Linked DNA regions of Homo sapiens: region 2 is linked to region 1. The links are chromatin loops, found by intact Hi-C in ENCODE. Cell type or tissue: heart left ventricle. All regions are shown on one strand.

What was found. Peaks named below come from ENCODE experiments on the same cell type or tissue, not always from the same donor. Only the 100,000 strongest peaks of a DNase experiment are listed, where the experiment ranks them.
Region 2: it touches region 1 in a loop (2.8-fold over the local background); 2 of 110 quality-filtered maps call a loop at or near these places.

Annotation. Positions count from the first base shown.
Region 1 is chr1:93,721,306-93,723,805 of GRCh38, reverse strand. It overlaps a transcript of BCAR3 not described here. Among named protein-coding and RNA genes, the nearest start is that of BCAR3, 41 kb to the right of the region's middle. In heart left ventricle, a CTCF peak has its summit at 1,301 (motif pointing left); DNase peaks (open chromatin) are centred at 1,355 and 1,665; H3K27ac peaks cover 2,156 bases.
Region 2 is chr1:93,437,001-93,439,500 of GRCh38, reverse strand. No RefSeq gene overlaps it. Among named protein-coding and RNA genes, the nearest start is that of FNBP1L, 9.9 kb to the left of the region's middle. In heart left ventricle, a CTCF peak has its summit at 1,338 (motif pointing left); no DNase peak of the experiment used is centred here.

The DNA of each region.
Region 1 (2,500 bases):
TAAAACTCCTGGCCTCCTTCAGTGGTTATCACAGCCTCTTTTTCCTTTGCCTGCCTCCTAGATCAAATTCAAGGTCCTGTCTCTGAGACAAGGTTCATGTCTCAGGATCATTCAGTCCTCAAGAACAACCTCCCAAGTCTTGTTGTTCCTGAGGCTCCTGTGGCAGAGAAAGACATTTAATAAAGGCATTGAGGGGGTGGAAATCAAACAAACTAAAACCAAGTGGAAAGTCAGAATCCATCCTTAAAGAAATGTGCTCTTCCCAGGAGACTCTCCCAGGGAGCTGGTGGAAAAGACTGGGCCTGAGGACCCTGGAGCGAGGAGTCAATGGAGGATGCTGAAGGTTGAGAGGGGCACAGTGCGCAGCTACAGTCATCAGCAAAAGCAGCTTCCATCGTGGTGTGGAGGGAGCAGCCAGACCATTCCAGCACATCGCTCCTTTGAATGCTGGGTGTCCACGCCCAGATGGCCTTTCCCTAAAGGAATGCAAGCCTGTCACCATGCAGGGTATCTGTTTGCCTCCATGCCAACAGGGCAGCTCGGCCAGAGGACACTGGAGTGTGTGTTTCTATTTCAAATCTCCCTGCAAACCACTTTCCTTGCTAAGATGTGTACCCCTGCTAGGAGCATCAGGTTTCCAGAAGGACCTTATTCCTGGGGCCAAGTCAGTGTTTCAGGGAAAATTGTTTTTTTCCAGCTACACCTCTGGGACTGCCTCTGGAGCTGGGGTCTATTGGTTCCTTTCTTTCTTCCAGGCATTTTGAGGTCTTGCCTGAGAGCTTAGAGGTCTGCCCAAGCCTCTAATCACGGCTGCTTCTTTGTTCTTCAGGCGGTGACCTTTACTGACATCATCTCAACCCCCATCTATTTGAATCTCCCATTCTTTTTTCCTCTTTCTGGGTTAGAGTGAAGGATTTTACTCTCAGGGGCCTAATCCTGTCGCTCTTGTGTGTGACTAATTCCCTCCCCTCCCCCTTGGCTCCTGCAAAGAGGAAGGGGCCTGTTCGCCTGACTAGAGGGTCTGCGGCCCTTGTCAGCAATCAAAGCACAAACATATTCCTCCGGGTGATTTCCTGCCCTGAGAGCCCAGCCCGGAACACAAGCCTCCTCTGTTCCCTCACAGCCCACCAGTCCCTGGGACTGGGACTTAGGCAAGAGGATTTATGATATAGAAAGTAATAAGTCACCCTTCCAACCTGGCAACGTCTCGTGTGAAAGCAAGTTGTATTGTTGTTCAGACAATGGCTCCCAGGAGGAGAAATAGCGTCCCTCAGAGCCCCACAGTCCTCTAGTGGCTGCCTGCGGCTTAGAGTGTGCAGAGGTGACCCAGCGCAGGATGGAGGCCTTAGTATCCCCAGGGCACCCCATGGACCGTGGCGGGTCAGCTGTGGCTATCTGATTTCTGAAGTTAAAAAGCACATAATTATGGTATTGTTTGACTGCCAAGAATTCTGGGTTAATCTCAGTTTTATTTTGACTGCTACCTAAAATAGTAGCCTGTCCCCAAGGACGCAGTAAAGGCCAAGAAGCCAAAAACAGAAAGGCAGGCCTGAGCTCTAGGAGGCCCTCACTCGGGAGTTCTGGAGAGGCTTATGAGTGCATGGGATCCGGTACCGGGAGCCAGGTCACCCCCAGGCCCTCCCTTCCATAGGCCTGTCCTTAGCCACCGGCCATGGCCGCCCCTCCCCCATGGGACCTGGCCGAGACTGTGGAGAGCTGCAGGATGGCCAGTCCCCACACACCCATTGTCTCCCTATGCACTCAGGACAGTCCCTGAGACAGTGTGGAGGTCTGCTTCTGTGATTTGGGGAGACAATAATAATAATAATAGTTGTCATTACTGAGCACTTGTGATGCACCAGCCACTGATCTAAGTGCTCCTGCATATGGTAACTCCTTTAGTCCTCATAGCCAGTAGGCACTCTGGCAATCTCCTAACCTGGCCAGAGCCATATGGCTAGTAGGTGGTGGAAACAGAATTCGGACCTGAGGAACCCTTGCTCCAGAGGCCACCTCCCCTACTTTGTCACATGGCCTCTCAGGAGGTGAGCAGTGGCAGAACTTAAAGGCTCAGAAAGAACAGCTCCCATTGGAATCGGTGAGAGGCATCAGTTCCTAAGTGGAGGCCACGAGAATGGGCTTGGTGAGGGGTCGTTCTCCTTCTTGGAGCACAGATAGAAGATGTGCCTCAAGCATTCTCCACCATACTTAGGTCAGCAAACATTTACCAAGGGTTCCAGTCTGTTCTAGAGGTCTCCTGGCCACTGGGGCCTGTATCTCTAGGAAAAGTTCCGTCGCATTCCCAGGAGAATAACAATACAAAGTCATGTGTGCTTAGAGAGGAATGCTTCCTGCATGCAGTCAGGGAGGGCTTCCCAGGGGAGGGGACATTTGAGTTAGATCCTAAGGGATGCCAGGATTCTTCTGGGTTGACAAAGTAGAGGTGAACTCTCTGGGCAGAGGGGACAACCTGGGCAAACCACTGCTGTATTCCTCCAGG
Region 2 (2,500 bases), 280 kb after region 1:
TTTCACAGTTTGATCTAAAATCTACCTGGAGTTGAATTTTGTGAAAATACAGAGTTTCACAGTTAATACAGTGAAGTTTCTAGAACATGTCATATGAGACTATCTTCACAACTCTGGTATAGGCAGAGGTTTTTAAAACAAAGTACAAAAAGCACGAACTAACCATAAAGGAAAAAATTGATAAAATGAGTAAATTAAAATTTACCAAAAAGTGCTTTTAAGAGAATGAAAAGACAAACCCAGAATGGGAAAATGTATTAGTAATAGATATACCAAACAAAGGGCTCATATCTGGGGAATATATAAAGAGTTCCTACAAAACAGTAAGATAGACCACATGGTGGGAAATTGGCAAAATACATGAATCAACACTTAACGTAAGAAAATATATTCAAAAAGTGTTTAACCTTATTAGGTATGAGGAAAATGCACATTAAAACCCTACTGAAATATCGCTACCTGTCTACCAGAATGGCTGAGATTTAAAAGATCGACAACACCAAGTGTTAGTAAAGATGTGGAATGATAGAAATTCTCACACACTGCTGGTGGAAGTGTAAATTGATACAAATTTGAAAAACTATTTGGCAATATTGCATACCATGCAATCCAAAAATTCTACTCCTGGGTATATACTCAAACGCCATACATTCTTATGTGCACCAAAGGCACATGCAAGGATGTTCATCACAGAAAATTATTTATAATAGCTAAATACTGGAAACAACCCAAATTTCCAATAGTAGAATGGATAAATAGTGGTATATTCATATAATAAAATTTGTTAACCACAAGGGAAAAGAATGAAATATACCTACAAGCAAAAATAACAAAAATATTGAGTGAAAGAAGCCAGACATAAAGAATATATAATAACACTTATAAACTTTCTTAAAATAGGAAAACCTAAATTATAATGTCAGAAGTCAGGATAATGGTTACCTCTGGGGAGAAGGGAGAAGGTAATGATTGGGAGACAGCACAAGGGAGTCTTCCGAGATGCTGGTAACGTTCTTTCATTTTATCTAGGTGATGCTTATATAGGTGTTTTCACTTTGTGGTGATGCCTCGAACTGACGTTGCTTTCTGCATTTTACTGTACATATGTTATACTCCAAATTTTCAGAAAGCATATTTTAAAAAAAGACCTGATCTCTTTGGGATACCTATTTACCTTGGAAAATGCCTGGTTACCAAGAGGAATGTTAGATCATTGACAATGTCTTTCAATTTTCACAGAACTTTTTATAAATATGTCCACTGAATAACATGTTGTACCTATGCAAATCATTATTAAACTTGAAGAGGAGTTTAATCATTGCATTAGTTTTGACTGCCATCTAATGGCAAGAATGTTGAACTATATAGAAGTAAAAAGAACCAGTCTCCCTGCAGTAAGCAAAAGAACATTGATTTTGGCTACAATTTGCAGGACTGCTTTATAGTAGAATTTATTGTTTGCACTCAGTGTAAATATTAGGACATCATGCAAATATTATGCATTCAATTAGGATTGTTAAATCTGAAATAAAACAGAATTTTTCATTTCTTCATGTAAGAAGTTCATGACCTTACTGCAATTTTCATTCTTTCTTTGACCATACATTATAGTCCTTTCAGATTACAGCCCACTTAGTACAGAAAATATTAGGCAGTAGCACAATATGTACAACCAAAAGAGAAAGTTGGCTGGGCATGGTGGCCTACGCTTGTAATACCAGCACTTTGGGAGGCCGAGACCAACAGATTACTTGAGCTCAGAAGTTTGAGACCAGACTGGGCAACATGGTGAGACCCCATCTCTAAAAACAAAATACAAAAATTAGCCAGGTATGGTGGTGCTCACCTGTAGTCCCAGCTACTTGGGAGGCTGAGGTGGGAGAATCGCCGGAGCCTCAGAGGCAGAGCTTGCAGTGAACCGTGACCGCGCCACTGAACTCTAGCCTGGGGAACAGAGAGAGACCTTGTCTCAAACAAAAACAAAAAGGGAGAGGGAGAGAAAGTTAAAAAATTATTAAGTTGAAAATAATCACTTCTGAGCCTCAACTGTTAATTAGATATTTTTTAAGCAAATATTTTTAAAGCAGAGTCCCCTAAAAGGACCTTTAAGACAGCTAGCAACTTCTTGGTGTGTTTCAGCAACATCTATGGAAAGCCAAAAAAAAATGAAGAAAAAACAGAAAAGAGGAAGCTTTGCTTATATTTGTTTAAGCATCCTGCCCCCACCAAATCCAGTTTGCTTATGAAGTAACCAAGATGAATATAGTTTCATCCTCCAGCAAAATGCTCCAACCCCTTTTATTATCTTTAATCCAAATGGAATCAATTGTTTTTGTTTGTATTAACACATTTACGGAGGTACAACTGACATACAATAAACTGCACATTTATAAAGGGATATATGTATGTACTCATGAAACCATCACAAAAATCAAGATAATGAACATATCCATCACTCCCAAAAATGCCCTTATGACCCTTTGTAATCCAAACCCACCTC